5 separate regions of the Homo sapiens genome follow, and all the other regions are linked to region 5. The links are chromatin contacts, found by Hi-C or POLR2A ChIA-PET in ENCODE. All regions are on one chromosome and are shown on one strand. The core of a region is the stretch at or near the end of the contact, and the rest is flanking DNA. Distances in the headings are between cores, read along the strand shown.

What was found. Hi-C counts contacts between places; a loop is a spot of excess contacts on that map. ChIA-PET counts read pairs that join two places held with the same protein, here RNA polymerase II (POLR2A). Pooled maps may share reads with other maps.
Region 1: a loop to region 5 is called in a map of ascending aorta, with 3 times the contacts of the local background. The contact joins the promoter of TRIM26 here to the promoter of GABBR1 in region 5. A Hi-C loop is called at or near these places in 1 of 168 maps with a recorded cell type or tissue (ascending aorta) and 10 of 50 pooled maps. POLR2A ChIA-PET finds 5 or more read pairs at or near these places in 3 of 52 experiments (BJ, HEK293 and activated CD4-positive, alpha-beta T cell).
Region 2: a loop to region 5 is called in a pooled map, with 2.7 times the contacts of the local background. The contact joins the promoter of TRIM39 here to the promoter of GABBR1 in region 5. A Hi-C loop is called at or near these places in 1 of 168 maps with a recorded cell type or tissue (ascending aorta) and 4 of 50 pooled maps. POLR2A ChIA-PET finds 5 or more read pairs at or near these places in 1 of 52 experiments (activated B cell).
Region 3: a map of dorsolateral prefrontal cortex shows a loop between it and region 5 (6-fold over the local background). The contact joins the promoter of LINC01556 here to the promoter of GABBR1 in region 5. A Hi-C loop is called at or near these places in 2 of 168 maps with a recorded cell type or tissue (K562 and dorsolateral prefrontal cortex) and 10 of 50 pooled maps. POLR2A ChIA-PET finds 5 or more read pairs at or near these places in 1 of 52 experiments (activated naive CD4-positive, alpha-beta T cell).
Region 4: POLR2A ChIA-PET joins it to region 5 with 10 read pairs in BJ. The contact joins the promoter of ZNF311 here to the promoter of GABBR1 in region 5. A Hi-C loop is called at or near these places in 1 of 168 maps with a recorded cell type or tissue (endothelial cell of umbilical vein) and 3 of 50 pooled maps. POLR2A ChIA-PET finds 5 or more read pairs at or near these places in 1 of 52 experiments (BJ).

The regions. Positions count from the first base shown.
Region 1 is chr6:30,211,929-30,215,275 of GRCh38, reverse strand. It overlaps TRIM26 (tripartite motif containing 26), which reads left to right and starts at 1,870. Exons shown (of 10, transcript NM_003449.5): 1 at 1,870-1,971. RefSeq lists a silencer at 1,010-1,192 and an enhancer at 651-1,539.
Region 2 is chr6:30,325,608-30,328,951 of GRCh38, reverse strand. It overlaps TRIM39 (tripartite motif containing 39), which reads right to left and starts at 2,025. Exons shown (of 8, transcript NM_001369521.2): 1 at 1,957-2,025; 2 at 1-63. It overlaps HCG17 (HLA complex group 17), which reads left to right and starts at 2,818. Exons shown (of 5, transcript NR_052012.1): 1 at 2,818-2,943. HCG18 (HLA complex group 18) reads left to right here and starts at 1,796. Exons shown (of 3, transcript NR_102327.1): 1 at 1,796-2,801. RefSeq lists an enhancer at 1-108.
Region 3 is chr6:28,942,304-28,945,554 of GRCh38, reverse strand. It overlaps LINC01556 (long intergenic non-protein coding RNA 1556), which reads right to left and starts at 1,771. Exons shown (of 1, transcript NR_103538.1): 1 at 1,017-1,771. TRL-AAG2-2 (tRNA-Leu (anticodon AAG) 2-2) reads left to right here and starts at 1,852; the gene lies at 1,852-1,933. It overlaps TRM-CAT3-1 (tRNA-Met (anticodon CAT) 3-1), which reads right to left and starts at 980; the gene lies at 908-980.
Region 4 is chr6:29,003,798-29,006,723 of GRCh38, reverse strand. ZNF311 (zinc finger protein 311) reads left to right here and starts at 1,409. Exons shown (of 7, transcript NM_001382360.1): 1 at 1,409-1,716; 2 at 2,510-2,778. The coding sequence starts at 2,770.
Region 5 is chr6:29,631,828-29,634,773 of GRCh38, reverse strand. It overlaps GABBR1 (gamma-aminobutyric acid type B receptor subunit 1), which reads left to right and starts at 1,591. Exons shown (of 23, transcript NM_001470.4): 1 at 1,591-1,924; 2 at 2,389-2,473. The coding sequence starts at 2,389.

The sequences.
Region 1 (3,347 bases), core at 621-3,120, 580 kb before region 5:
TGCCCAGAATGGTCTGTGAATAGGCCAAAGACCTCAGGACAGGGAGAAAACGCTTAGTGGCACAGCATTATTTTTTATTTTATTATTATTTTTTGAGACGGAGTCTCGCTCCGTCCCCAGGCTGGAGTGCAGTGGGGCGATCTCGGCTCACTGCAACCTCCGCCTCCCGGGTTCAAGCGATTCTCTTGCCTCAGCCTCCTGAGTAGCTGGGACTACAGGTGCGCGCCACCACGCCCGGCTAATTTTTGTATTTTTAGTAGAGACGGGGTTTCACCATGTTGGCCAGGATGGTCTCGATCTCTTGACCTCGTGATCCGCCCACCTCGGCCTCCCAAAGTGCTGAGATTACAGGCGTGAGCCACCGCGCTCGGCGGCAGAGCATTATTTAAGGAGCATGTTAAACACACTTTCTTCCCACACCACCAACTAAAAAAGCAGGTATCAAGAGGGTCTAGGTAGGTGCTGAGACCACCTCCAGAGCACAGGCCCGCCAGAGTTGTGCTCAGCAGGTGAGGTCTACACTCCTCTCAGCCCGGAGGGGCAGCGTGAGTTATACTGCTGGACAAAGGGGAAAAAGACAAAATGCTGGGCTGGGGTAGAAGGGAAGGACGCGGGTGTTAAATGTGGGCGTGGTTTCTTCTGAATGTCCCACCCACTCCACTATACATTGCTTAAATGCAGTGCAAATTTCCCTACCCCCAGCGGAGGAGGGGTGAAGATTCAGCAGGTTTTAGGGTCTAGGACCCTGAGCTCCTCCATTCATGAATACCCAAACAACTGTAGCCCACCCTCTCACCACTGCCTAGGCGGACGACCAGTGTCCCCAGCTAGATCTCTACCCTTAGGAGCAGGGCACTGGCTGACCCGGAGAACCTGCGCCGCCTCTTCTCAGCCTGCTGCCAGCCCAGTGCACGAGCTGAATGCCGCTGCCGCCTGGCTGGCCGGGAAAGACGGGGATCTTGACGCGGCGGCGCCTGGGACACGGCAACCGCAGCACAGGGCATGGCCCTGCGGCTGGACCGGACGCGGCGGCTGCAGGCAGAGCAGGAAGAGAGCGCAGGCTGGGCAGCGGCGTACGCTTCGGCGACGTCAGCTTCCGGGGCCGTGGACGGGGGCGCGCCCGAGCCTCCTGGAAACCTCCCCACCAAGGACCTGGGGAACCCAAGTCTCGGCCCGCTTTGTAGCCTCTGGTTTCTAAATTCAGCGTCGAGGAGCGAAAACAACCCCCCTGAACTGGGCCCAGACCCTTAAGCTCCTGGAACCTCAGTTTTTCCTTCCGTCGAATGGCGACAATGGCTGTCTGGTTGAACGTTATTTTACCTAGGAAGTAATAATTTTCGTAAATAGGTCTCTGAGAGTATTTGCTTGCTAAAATCCTGCTTTGTCCTGGAAGCAAATTTAGGCCACGTTAGGGGCGGGGACTTCGTATTTGATGTTGAGCACCTGGCGAGCGCCACCTTCGCCTCAAAGCGCCCTCGGACCCTGATCCAGCATAAGGCCAGAGTTGGGCAGTGAGGGGTCTCGAGAGGTGGAAAGGGGATTATTGCCCTCTCAAGAGTCCTACGTAGGTGACTCCTAAGCCTTAGCATTTACTCCCTTAGACCGTGTAACAGGCCACCCCAATTACGCGCCAAACTCAGGCTGCGGCTCTTGGCGCAGCCTCGGTCCCGCCTGATTTCAGTTTCCATTTCGCTGCCCCTGGTGCCCCACCGCCCGCGGCTGTCTGGGGATTTGCCCGGTGATCAGTGACGTAAAAGAGACTAAGGTTCCCATTGGATGGCGAAGTTCGGCAGGAGCCAATCCCGGGGCTGGTCCGGGAGAAATCTCGGCGAAGGGCCCCGAATAGCCGGGAGATTACGGGGCGGGGACGAGCTGTCGCGCTGGTTGCTCGTGCAGGAGCGGGACCCGGAACAGACCGCCGTGAGAGAGGAGGGGTGCCGGCCGGGATTCGCGGCCCGGAGCTCGGGACCGGTGAGTAGGGGGTGCACATGAGACATACAGCGAAGCAACAGTCTCGTACGCTCACCGGGTTTGGGGCGACCCAACGCAGCCGCCGGGCCCGGGTTCAAAACGGGGCCAGGCCCCCGGGCGGGCTCAGGAGGGGGTCAAGTTCGCTGCGTCCTCCCTGCCAGCCAGATCCCTCCTGTTTGCTTGTCCTTACATTCTCCCCCTCCTCTTGGGTCTTTCTCGCTTTCTGGTATCCTACTCAGACTCCCATCCATTCTAGTCTGCGGAACCAGAAGTAAGCGGGGCCTGGATGACCGTCCGGTTGCTTGGAGCCTGGTAGATAGGCGACTAATCCAGCTCCCTGACCAAAGTGTCATGCTTTCTTTCTCTTTCTTTTTTTTTTTTTTTTTTTTGTTCGGAGTAAACCGGTTTAGCCACAAATACTTGGAGCTGTGCTTTCACTCCTTCCAGCTCATTAGCATTTTTCTTACTGATTTTCTCCCTATTTGGCCTTAGAAAAAAAGTGTAAATTTAACTCTGTGGAGTAAATGGGAGGGACACACTTCCAAATCTCCAGTAGATTTCAAATTTTGACCCACGATTTGTGTGTACTTCAAAAGAGGGGAGAATGACATTCGTTTATGCATGCCTTAACCTCCTGTTTTTAACTCTTAGCTGAAATCATAATCCCTAACATGTTTTTCCCCAAGTTCAAAAAAATCACCTTTAAAAAAAATAGGCTTTTTATGTTTCAAAAATTGCAATTTTATTGTTTAAGTAGACTTTATTTCTTACAACACTTTTAGATTTACAGAAGAATTGAGAAGATAGTACAAACTTCCCACATGCTCCAAACCGGATCCCCTGTTATTAACATCTTACCTCAGTGTGGTACATTTGTTGCAGTTAACCAATATCAATACATTATTATTGACCAAAGTCCATAGTGTGTTCAGATTTCCTTAGTTTTTACCTCAGTACTTTTTCTGTTTCATGATCCCATGGAGGTTACCACATTACATTTAGTTGTCATGTCTCCTTATGCTCCTCTTGGCTGTGGGAGTTTCTCAGACTTGTTTTGATGACCTTGACAGCATTGAAGAATACTGGTCGTGTATGTTGTAGGATGCCCCTCTATTGGAATTTGATGTTTTTCTCCTAAGACTGGGCTTATGGGTAACTGGGAGGAAGACCACAGAGGTAGATTGCCATTATCATCCCATCGTATCAAGGGCATGTACTAACATGATTTATGACTTAATATTGATTTGGGTGAGATAGTGTTTTTCAGGTTTCTCCACTGTACAGTTAGTCTCTTTTCCACTCTTTGCGTGTATTGTCCTCTTTAGAAGGAAGTCACTAAGTGCAGCCCATACCTAGGGAGCCAAGAGTTATATTCC
Region 2 (3,344 bases), core at 776-3,275, 690 kb before region 5:
AACCAATAGTTCCAGACACTGTATCCTCGTTTGACATACGTTTCTAACAGACAAGAAAGGAATCTGAGAAGTAAAAAAGTCATAAAAATATTAACATTTCTTAAATTAACCATATTTTAAAGTTTAATGTTATAAGAGCTTTATGATTAATCCACTGGAGTCTAAGCTTGATTCTCTGACACTGTTCTCTCATTCTTCTAAATCACAATATCCAACCTTTTGGCTTCCCTGGGCCCACTGGAAGAAGTGTCTTGGGCCAGACATAAAATACATTGACACTAATGACAGCTGATAAGCTTAAAAAAAAAAAAGTCCATGCATAACTTTTGTTCTATCACCACCACAGAAGGTCCATGCATAATTTTTATCAGCCACCACAGATAAGCAAAGAGAGTCCTCATATTGAAAGGGTTAGATACCACTGCTCTAAAGGCTAACAAATGGAATGAATGAGGCAAAGGCAACCTCCTCTTTTCAGGAAAATCTGAAATTATTCTTCCTTTTATCCATCAGACTAGCCTAAAGGAAATCTGCTCTCTTCTTGGAATGACATTTCACGCAACATTCCATTTCTCTTGTGTTCATCTGGACACTCAGAACTGCTGAAAACTGATAAATTATGGCAACCATATTAAATATTGCTGAGCTCAGGCCAACGACTTCTTGAAAAGAGAGCAACGAGTCTATTTGTAGTGACTGGAATCTTTCAATATAGCTATTGATAACTAACACCCTGGGCATAGTGTGTCTCCAACTTATAGGTCCTGGAGTGGTTGCGAATTAAGAGACACAAAAGAGGCAATGAGATCTCCCTCAAGCGCAGCCTCAGAAGAATTGGAAATGCATAGGAGAGATTTATAAAACACAAGGCTGGCCCCCTACTCCATCCTTAAAACATCCATACTTTTAGCCATGGGTAAGTTGATTTAACTATCCCCATAACCTTTTCTCCTCCCGACCCCCATCCTTCTCCAGGGACCTACTGGAAGGAAGGAAATTTGGTAGATCTATGTGCTGAGAGATAAGTGGCCATGTAATGAGGTAGGTTAACAACAATTGTTCCTGTATATATTGTTGGCACACACAAATGTGTTTGATTTGGAGTAGGAACTGATAACTTCTTTGGATTTGAATTTCTTCTGTCAGCAATAGGAGAGAAGTTCAGTCAGATGATTTCTATCTGTGGGAATCCAACTTTGACTTGTGGTGATCCTACCCCTTCCTCAGTCTTTTACAAATTAAGTGGCCTCCTCACCTGAGACGAGTAGAACTGTATGCACAGTAAGGCACCAGGACGGATCTAGACTGGCAAAGAAGTGGTGAGAGAAATGGGGAAAGGGTTAGGGAAGAAGGGAGAGGACTCTCAACTACAGTCATAGTGAGACCTTGAGTGCCTCTGCGTTAGTCCTTCCTCTTCCTCTACTCCTTGTGTCTCAGCTGAAGGGCAAACTTCAGGGACAATCTCATTTTGTTTCTACCACTGTTCAGGGTCCCACCTTGCGACCCTCTCCTGAGAGGTTGTCCACAACTCTGTCCCACCCCCGTTCTCCATCTTCTTCCGCCAGATCTGGGGCTGGGGCATTGGAGAGGGGAAAGAGGAAACGTCGTGGCTGGCAGGGTAGGAAGGGATGCGTGTCCAGGTGAGAAAGAGGTGTGACGTGCAGATGGGATGCCCGCCGCTATGACGCTGCCGAGACCCGCGGTGACTGCGTCAGAGTTTCACCCGGGGAGGTGAGCAGCAGCGGGACGGGGGAACGGCGGGGTAGCCAAGCAACGCCGGACGCGCTGACGTCGCCGGGGCGGCAAAACGTCCGCCCGGGCCCGAGGCGGGCGGAGGCAGCTGTGGTTACGTGCGGGGGGCCGGTGACGCAGTCGCGGGGCGCTGGGACGCGGCTTGCGGAGCCGGCCGGCGAGCGCAGGCCCCAGGCTCGGGCGCGGCGGCGGGACAGCACCTACCTTCCCGGCTTCGGGTCCGGGAGTGCGGGGCGCGGAGCCGCCGGAGCGCTGCCTCCCTCCTTCCTCCTCCCCTCGCCCCCGCCCCGCGGCGCGACACACAATACTCGCCGGAAGCGGAAGCCGCGCCGAGGCTCGTGTCAGTGGAAGCTGGGGTGTCGGCGGGCGGCCGCGGCCGGGTCTAGCGGTGCCTGCGGAAGAAGGAGGAGGAGGGCTGGCGATGAGAAGCAGCAGGGGGAATCAAGGGCAAGAAGGGACCCAGAGGGGCAGGTGGCTGAGATGCTGGCGTCCAGGTGACCCGAGGAATCCTCTGGAGATACAGGCCCGCGCATGCGCGTGCTCGAGCGCTGAAGCCCATTGCCCGCAGGGCGCTGGACTGGCGCCCCGGCCGGCGAGGCTGTCTAGTCCAGGCTCCAGGCCCCGGCTCTGGCCAGGCGCCGCCGCCTCCCGGTGCAGCTGAAAGTCGACGAAGAGGGCGGGGCGGGGGCGGCTTGTGGACTTCCACACTTTTCCTCTCTTCGGGCCAGTCTGGGGAGAGGGTGGCTAGCTGTGGCGGCGGCCAATTACGTGGCGGACCTGCGGGGCTAAGCTGGCACGTCACTTCCGACTAGTGGAGTTTTTAGCCTTTTAACATTCAAGGATTAGGTAAGTTCTCCCCGCGGTAGACTTCAAATACTCTTTGTCCTGCCCCTGCTTGGCGAAATTTACCGAAATTATCTACCTATCCCGCTGGAGTGGGAGCCGGGGGAGAGCTGGAACCGCGTCTCTGCTGCTCACCTTTGTGTCCTTAGCTCCTTCGCATGGGGTCCGACCGCAACACGTGCGCTGGATAAACGCTTGTTAACTGGGTGAGAGCCAAGGCCTGTTCTTTCCACTTCTGGGGCTGTGACTTGAGTTTCTCCGCAGGAGCAGATAGTGTTTGTGTAGGGACTGCGGACTTTTGCATTACAGCCTCCCTGCTTTGCCCGCCTGCTGCTGGAAGCTTAGCAGGTCAGTGATTTTGGAGGAAGTGGGTGAGGTGATGAGGCTGGGGAAGAGTATGCTGGGAGAGGTGTGAGGGGCCCGGGAAGAGGTGATGGGGCTGGGGAGGGGCTAGTAGTGGGTAGAGGTGTGAAAAGGCTGAGGAGGAGGGGTTAGTGCTAGGAGGGGTGTGACACGGCTGGTAGAAAAGATAGCTTGCTCCGCCTCCCCGCCGCCAGCACTAGTCATGGAGAATATTCATTGAAAGAGATGAGCAGATTTTGCTGTACTCTCCTCGGTGAGAAAGGGCCCTAATTTCCGGTGTAAATTGTGCTGCTGTTTACAAACACCCTGCATTATTTAACCTCTCATCTTGGGAGCCAGAAACTATTTACTTGCTGAAAATATAATCCAGTATCTAAGGTATAAAG
Region 3 (3,251 bases), core at 522-3,021, 690 kb after region 5:
TTGACAGAACACAAGAGGAAGCCAATGGGCAAAGGAGTTTGGGAAATATCATTTGCAGGCGCCCAGCCCCAATGTCACAAAACAAAGTATATAAGGGTGATTTTAAAGCTGAGAGGGAATGGATTAATAGGAACACAGCTTGGAACAAAGTAGGACTCAAGAGCAGGACATTAATGATCAGTCTTGCTCATTATTATTTGAGTCAGGGGCTCATCTTGACTGTAAATATCAGCCTATCTTCTTCACTTCTTGTTTCTCTTTTTACCCCTTCCTGCATCTGGTAGTTTGGATGATTTAGATCCAGTCAACAGGACTGGAAGCAAGAGAAAAGGTCCAATGCAATGAGACTGAGGGGGGAGTTTTTTGTCAGTTTTTTGTTTCCTTTCTTTTTTCATATGGAATGTTATTGGTGGCAACCTGGTGGTAAGCCATTCCAGAAGAATGGTAAAAGATAACCAAGTCAGTAATTGATAATTAGATTCTATACCTTCCACACCCCTAGTACAACCCTCCACCCACTTTTTCTTATCTCAGCACTCTAAAACTGGCAAGTTTCTTGACTCTGGTGTTGTTAAAACAAAGACAATTGCCAAGCATATCTGAAAAACATTTGAAAATGCTACCAGCTCTATCTCCAATTGGTATGCAGGGCGGGAGGGGAGATGAGAATTTTGGAGAATTTAATTCTTAGTGAAAATCACTGTTTTGTAACTGAACATGGTTCTATTAAACAGCAATTACCCGTTCTGTTCCATCAAAGCAATGTCCTTAGATTTTTTTTTCCCTTACCAGACATATTGTACACTTTTCTATAGAGAAAGCAGAGAAAGAACAACGTTTTGTCAACTTCCTTTGTTGTCTTACTCATTTTGGATCAAGAAGAAGTAAAATGGCAAAACAGACGCCTTGCCCCCTCTGAGGTTCGAACTCAGGACCTTCAGATTATGAGACTGACGCGCTGCCTACTGCGCTAAGGAGGCAACTGTCTCTCCCGCTTAACCAACGGCTCTACCAAGATGATTATGAGGCATTTTAATAAGGTTTTACGTTCTCTGAATTACAGTGTTTCAAAATAAGGCGTAACTATGATTCAATTCACTTCTAAAACACTTTGGATGACAAAACTACGTAGTACAAGGCAGGGGCCAATTCCTAAACCAACCTCGTTCTCCCACAGACCTTCCTAAGGAAACTTTAAGGGCTGCGAAGGCAATTGAGTCTGGACTTTGCGAAAGGCCTTCCTGTACGGGGCCCTGGATTTCTCATCTCATTTCTGGGCCAGGAACGAGGAGTCTTTCCCTCTATGATTAGGGCTTTCGTAGATGTACCGCCTCTGAAACGAAGACAAGACAAATAATAATGAGTTCACTCTTTTCCTCCCTTGTGAAGTTCCGTGGAGACACTCGGTCCCCTGAAGTGGATGAAGGGCGAGGGGAGGAGGTCTCAGGATTTTTCCTCGCTTTTCTTAGAAGCAACAGGCTCAAACCAAACGGTTGGCCTTGCTTACTCCTGAAGTCGAGAGGCTTACTCCCTGGAATCCAAGTGGATGTGGAGCCCATGGCGTCCTCTGGCGCTCTCGGTCTCTTCGACCCCTTTTTACTGTGTTGATGATAAATGGGGCAGGATTCCCCTCCTGCACCACCTGCAGCATCCTGTCCAGGATCCATCTGGGAGCTGAGAAGAAGCAAAGTGTCAGGGATCGGGGGTTCTCGGGCTATGCTGAGAAGCAAGGAATGCTGAAGAAGGGGCCTGAGGGAAGGGCTTATGGTGATGTGGGAATGGGAATGAAAGGACTGGAAAGGGGCGACAGTCACTTGGGTGAAACTGAAAGCGGCGACGCACCCTGTGGGTGGTAGCGTGGCCGAGCGGTCTAAGGCGCTGGATTAAGGCTCCAGTCTCTTCGGGGGCGTGGGTTCGAATCCCACCGCTGCCAGTGTGAGGTATTTTTTTTTTCCCCCTCGTCATTCTGACCCAGTAAAGTTCCATTTTCAAGCCTTGTGTGGGCAGTTCTCACAGCTTCCTAAGTGAGACAGGTTCCTCTTCTGTTTTCCTAGGGGCCACAGATAACACCCATATGTACAGTCCCACAAACGGTGCCCAAATGTTTCTCGATTTAGGGGCTCAGACATCTCGTCCCCTAGTTATTCCCTTCAGTGGCCTTCATGTGTTTTCATTCACTTTGCGAAATTTGTGAACCAACCAAGGGCAATCCTAAGGAAAAAGTACAACCTTCTTAACTCCAGACTCAAGAATAAATAAGCCACGCACGCTCATCTGCCCTATTTTCCATTGTCTTCTCCAAGGGATAAATGTGCTAAGGCTGAAAAAACAAACGAACCAACAAAAGAAACAGTCACCAGACACCTAGAGCCTTTCCCGCTTCACCTATCCTCAGAGAGCAGTTTAAGGTCCTTAGTTGAACACAGTTGAAGAGTTAGCTTTTGAGATTCTGTTATCTTCTTAAACAGTAAACATTTTTTTCTTTTTTTTTTTTAAGAAATAAGGTGGAGGCTCATAGAATAGAAAGAATAACACCTGTTTTAGGGAAGAAGGACTTGATCCGTTATTTACCTGGATCTGGGGTAGTTTAGACCATCTTTTAAGGCTAGGAGACTCGAGGAGATAGAATGGAGAGTTTTTGTGTGCAGGGAGGTGGGTAGATGCTTAGGAGCACTTTACAGTCGCCTAGGCAGAAGTCTTCTAATTTCACTGCTTCCTTCCTCACCTTCCAAAAGATGTATCCAATACATACTAATTGAGCAGATATTTTGTAACAGGCACCTTGCTTGAAAGGATGAATGCCAGCAAATGATTCCAGGGTTCCTTAGCAATTTAGTCTTGAGAGACTAGAGAGGCACATTAAGCATAGTTGACAAATAATTAATATTAAGATTGACTAAAGTAGTAATTTATATCTGAGTATTTCTTCCAGACACGCTACGTATATATGTGGTCTATTTGTTATATGTTGTTCTCACAATTACTAGATAAATAACCATGTTATCTTAATAAAGTTAAGATTTGAAAAAATGAATTACTACATCCAGCACTATAACATCCTAGTTTGGTCATCCATACTAAAGGACACCTATATGTTGGGTCATCTGGACGCTAAGATGTCCACCTGGGAGCTGGGACCTGGAAAGGCAAAAGAAGATAGGAGGAGGAGGAGAAATAATTATTCCCTTTTGAACTTGTAAAATTTAGCCTAGCAAGTGAAGGCAAAAAAGAAGTCTAAAGTCTCCCAAAAG
Region 4 (2,926 bases), core at 160-2,659, 630 kb after region 5:
GAAAAAATTATTGAATTAGAAAAATTACAATTTTACAAACTCTAATGAAATGGGGTGGCTGAATCTATCAGATTAAAAGCCAGTGGGAAAGTTTACATGGAAGGATTCAGCTATCAAGTATTAAACCCACTGGTCAATCTTAGCATCAAAAACATTATATGCTTCCTGATGTGTGGCAAAAAGTACATAGCACCACCTAAGGATTCTTACTAACAAAGTTAAACCTAACTCTAATCAAACCTTTAGAGGTAACATCAAGTTTTACAGGAAATATGAGGCTAGAGAAACTAATAAAATGGGGACACAAATAGACAAAGCCAGCATGTAGAACATTCAGGACAAATGTCCCAATTTGTTCAATTAGTTGACTATATGAGGGGAAGACGAAGAGGAGGATGGAAGGAGGAACTAGTTCAGATGTGAATTTTAAAAGAATTAAGACACATGCCCAAATTAAATACTGGAACTTTAGATCTTGAATGAAATAGAAAACAAATGTAAGAAGCATATGTATATATTTAGGGAAATATAATATGGACTTGGTATTAGATGATAACCAGGAATTATTTTGTTAAATGGGATAATGGTATTGTGATTCTGTAGGAAAATATCCTTTTTAAAATAAATGCATAATGAAGTTGAAAGTAAGATATTTGGGGTTTGCTTTAAAACGTTTCAGCAAGAAAAAATGGAGATGGATGAAACAAGTGTGGCAGAATTTTATGTATTTTTAAATGTAAATGATGGGTATATATGGGTTAATTATACTCTTCTTTCGACTTCTGCATAGGCTTAAAATAGTCTTTACTTTTGAAAAAGACATTCAATTATTTGTGTTCTTAGTTAATATTTAAAAGTAACTTTTTCATATATTTGTCACAAAACTTCTGTCCATTCCTATCTAGAGGTTCCTCTACATGGGAAAAAAGGAGCAAAAGGGTAATATTTCTGCAACCCCTTTGCACAGGCCATAAACGCACGCAAACTCCTAGAAGGCTGAGCCGCGAGGAGGAGGGCGGAGAGTTTAAGGGAACGCCTAGACCAGAGAGTTGACGCCTTTCCTAGAAAATCACCGGAAATGATAATTGGCGGACTAGGAAGTGGAGCTTCTGTATATTTCTGTTTCTCATTTCTTGGGGAGAGTACCGGCGGGAAGGTCTGTGCCTTGGGCCGTCGTGGGTCGGAATTTGCAGCTGAGAGGAGAGGAGTCCGGTGCCGCCGTCGCCCCCCTCACCTAAATACCCGGGCCCCTGGGGTTGCAGGCAGGGGCGGGTCTTTGGGGCCAGATTTGAGGAGGGAGTCGGCTGCGGTTTCCTCCCTCGAAGCCATTCCCCAAAATGAGCATTTCCCGCCCATTTGCCCTACCTCCTCCCAGGGGCTCGTGACCCATTTTTTTTTTTTTTTTTTGAGACCGGAGTCTTGCTCTTGTCGCCTCCTGACCCATTCTTTTTATTCTTCTCTACAGCATCCATTCATATATTCATTCAGTCAGCTAATTTTTAATCCAGCACATACTATTGCAAGCGCTGTTTTAGGCGTTGAGAATACAACTGTGAACAAGACGACAAAAATTCCTGCCCTCATGGAGCCTAAGAGCCTAGATTTTAGCGAAGGTAGAACCACCGTAAACAATGTATATATTAATAAGTAACTTATGCACCATACTGGAAAATTATAAAGTGCTATAGAGGAAAAGAAGAATTCATGTAAAGCAAGGTAAGGCCCATCAGGATTGGAAGGAGGGGATAGGCTGCAATTTTAAATAAGGCACTCAGAGTAGACCTCCTTGGGAAGATGACCTATAAGAAAACACTTGAAGGAGGCAAGATTATTAGCCATGGAGATCGCTTAAGGTGAAGGGAGCAGCCAATGGAAAGGCCCTAAGATGAAAGAGAAGGAAGGTCGGTATGGCTGAAGATTGAGGGAGTGGGAGAAGAGTAGAAGGTGTTGAGAATGACACATCCTGTAGACTTGTATGCCACTCTTAAGACTTCAGCTCTTATTTTGGGTGAGCAGGAGAGGAAGTTAGAAGTCACGGGCACATTCAGTAGGGCCTTGTATACCTCGGTAAGGACTTCAGGTTTTATTTTAAGTATGAACCACTGGAGAGTTTTCAGCAGAGCGATGAAATGATCCAACTCAAGTTGTAAACGGACTACTCAGACTGCCCTATTAAGAAAGGAGGTGGAGCTTGCAGTGAGCCGAGATTGCGCCACTGCACTCCCGCCTGGGCCACAGAGCGAGACTCCGTCTCAAAAAAAAAAAAAAAAAAAAAAAAAAAGAAAGGAGGAAGGCAAGGATTGAAGAAAGGAGACCAGTTAGAAGACTACCGCAGTAATGGAAAGGAGGGGAGATAGCAGGTGATGGTGGCTCAGACAAGGGTGGTAGCCGTTGAGATTGTATTCTGGATATGTTCACATTTTCAGTTTGACTTCGTGCCTCAGGTTCTCAGTGACTCCCTATTTTTTCCTGTGGTCACATTCCTCTTTTCCCTTCACCAAATATGCAGGGAAACAAGATGTGAGATCACAGCGGTTTAGTGTTGCTAATGAACCCCAAATCCAGGGCAGTGTTTGACACATTAAGCCAAACAGTAGCGGCACTGTGGGTCAAGAAGGGCCCTTTGGCTGGCACCACCAAAACATGTGTTCTCCAAAGGAGGCTGGCATCAACTGGAGCCACTTCACAGCTTGTTTGAGAACTGGATCTGACCAGTAGGAAGAAACCAGGACAGCAGTGGAAGACTGTTAAAGAAACCTGAGTAAAAAGATGCAGGAGGTAAGAAGAGGAGGGTCTGTGATACATCACAAGGAGGAAGAAGGAGAAGTGAGTCCAAGAAAGAAGGAAAGCAGTGTGAGTGGAGGTGTGTCTGACTCTAGATACTGTTGGAGGTGTCTCCTCCTAGATACTGTTTTTGCTGCTTGAC
Region 5 (2,946 bases), core at 342-2,841:
CTGTGTTGGTAGCAGTTTCATCCCCGTGGTTCTGTGAATAGGTGGAAGCATCTGCTTACTCCATCAGGACTTCTAGGGTAGTCGGGCCTTGGCACTCACACATTAAAATACTGTTTATGTTATTTTATTGCAAGTTACTTTTCTTTCATTTCCCCTTTACGTTACAGAAAGGGAAGCATTTTGCTTTCTGTTTAAAGTTGTGTATGTAGGTAGGTTATATCATCTATGACTTTCTCTCCCTCCTTCCCTTTCTTTTTGTTTGAGATGGAGTCTTGCTCTGTCACCCAGGCTGGAGTGCAGTGGTGCGATCTTGGCTCACTGCAACCTCTGCCTCCCGGGTTCAAGCGATTCTGGTGTCTCAGCTGGGATTACAGGCGCACACCATCACACCACGCTAATTTTTCTATTTTTAGTAGAGATGGGGTTTCGCCATGCTGGCCAGGCCAGGCTGGTCTCAAACTCCTGAGCTCAAGTGATCAGTCCGCCTCGGCCTCCCAAAGTTCTGGGATTTCAGGCGTGAGCCTCATCTATGAATCTCAATTTAGGACAGTAAAAGTGTCATTACAAAATATTTATTGTAAAAAAGGGTTGGAGGTTGAGAATCTCAATTCTAGTCAGTCTCTCAGTGTTTGGTTTCTTCCTACCATTTTTCCCCCTAGGACCAGCCAGAAAGCAGCTTTTTTTTTGTCCCCCCCAACAAGGAGCCCACTGTTTCCTCTCCCAGCCCAAACTCAGGCCTACGAACAACAACAGCACAACACACACACACACACACACACACACACACACACACACACACACACACACCCCTCCACTTCAAGGTATAGCCAAGAGCTTCTGGAGCCGTCAAAAAGGTCTGTACCTGCTGTCTTTAGAGCTTCCAGTTTGCCCTTGGTCAAGAAATACTGTTTGCTAGGCTCTGCTGGAGTACATCAGGTAATACTGGCTTCTAAACCACCCTGAGGTTCTTTTCTCTTGTCCTTTTACTCCCTTCGTACTTCAATTTCTCTCCTTGATGTCCCCCTCCCTGTTTTGTTTTTTGCCTCCAATCCGTTCTGCGCGTTCCCTGCAGAGCAGGCGAGTAGCAATGCTGCTGGACCATGGAGCTGCTCTAGTCTCCCAGAAATCTCTTCTACACCCAACCCTTCTTGCGCTTAGGTGGTCCTCAGTCCCCCTCCCCCACCTCCTTCTGACCCAGGCTTCTTTCTCGCCCTCCGGTCGCAGTTCTCCTGGGCATCTGCCTCTGCCTCTCTCCTCTCACCCGGATCTAGGGCTGCCTTCTCTTTGTGCAGCCGTCTTTCTCCACCTTCATCCCAGACTCCCTGTCTCAGCGCCAGCTCCTCTGCCTTTGGCTCGGGTTCCCTCTCCCCCACCCCAGCTTCCAGTTGTTTGGCCCGCAGGTCCCTCGGCAGTGACCGGCGCCCCCCGACGAGTGCGTGTGCACCAGGGCACCTCCCTCTCCCCCACCTCTCAGCCCCGCGCCTCTCCACCGCCCGCCCCACCGCGCTGTGGGCGGTCCAGGGCGGGGCTGGGATCCGGGGCGGCTCCCGGGGCTCGGGTTGTGGGAGGCGCCCTCTCCCCGGTCTTCCCCTCTCTTCCCCCCGCCCTGCCTTCCCTTGCACCCTCCTTCTTCCCTCCGCCCGGGAGCTCTCCCTGGTCCCCGGCGCCGCCTCCTTCCCTCCCGGCTCCCCGCTCCCCGCTCCCGTGGCTGCCGCCGCCCCGGGGAAGAAGAGACAGGGGTGGGGTTTGGGGGAAGCGAGAGAGGAGGGGAGAGACCCTGGCCAGGCTGGAGCCTGGATTCGAGGGGAGGAGGGACGGGAGGAGGAGAAAGGTGGAGGAGAAGGGAGGGGGGAGCGGGGAGGAGCGGCCGGGCCTGGGGCCTTGAGGCCCGGGGAGAGCCGGGGAGCCGGGCCCGCGCGCCGAGGTAAGAGCCAGGGCCCCGGGTTAGCAGGGCTCGGAGAGGGGGCGCGCGGCGTGGTGGGGGAGGGGGCAGTGGGCGCAGGGCCCAGCTGGGGGAAGCGGGGCTGGGGGAGAGGAGGAACCGCGGGGATGGAATCGGGGAGCGCTGAGGCGGCCGATGCCGGGAGCGTGGGTAAGCCAGGCTTCTGCGAGCCGCGGGGGCCGGGGGAGAGGAGGTGGTGAGAGGTGGAGTCCCGGGAGGGTTGGGGGCCGAGGGAGGCAGGAGGAGGGTGGGGACAGGCTTTCTCTCCTCCTCTCCCCCCACCCCGCGCGGGGCTCCGCCCCCGCCTCCTCCGCGGGGCGCTCTCTTGGTCCCCAGGCTGAGCCCGGTCGGAGCCTGCGAGGCAACCGGCAAGAGGTCGAGTAGTCTCCGGGTGCGGGCCGCGCCGGCGGGGCTCGGTCCAGTCCTCATGGCCGCCTCTCACTTAGATGTTGCTGCTGCTGCTACTGGCGCCACTCTTCCTCCGCCCCCCGGGCGCGGGCGGGGCGCAGACCCCCAACGCCACCTCAGAAGGTGCATCCTTCTTCGACGACCTCCGGCCCTCCTTCGCTCCACTTCCCTTTCCCTGCATCTCCTCATTTCTGGTCCTCATCACTATCCCATCAGTCCCACATATCATCCCGGTCTGGCAACCCCTTCTGCTCGGCCCGACTTTACTACTGCTGACCTCCTTCTGTCACCCCACGTTACTATCCAGCACCTCTTTTCTCTGCCCACATTGCTACACTATACCACCTTCCTGTGCATTTTCTCCGCCTCAATCCCCTTTCCCAGCCCCACATTACTACCTCAATTACTCCCTTTTCTTGGTCCCACTTTGCTGTCCAGATGATCTTATTAGCCTCCCTTTATCCTCCTATCCTAATTCAACTCGAATATCCTCATTTAGCCTTTTTTTTTAAAGAAAAGCTCCACCCACATATCATACCCTTCATGATTTCTTAATTACTTTTCTTTCTTACCTCCACCCAGCACCCTTCCCTCCC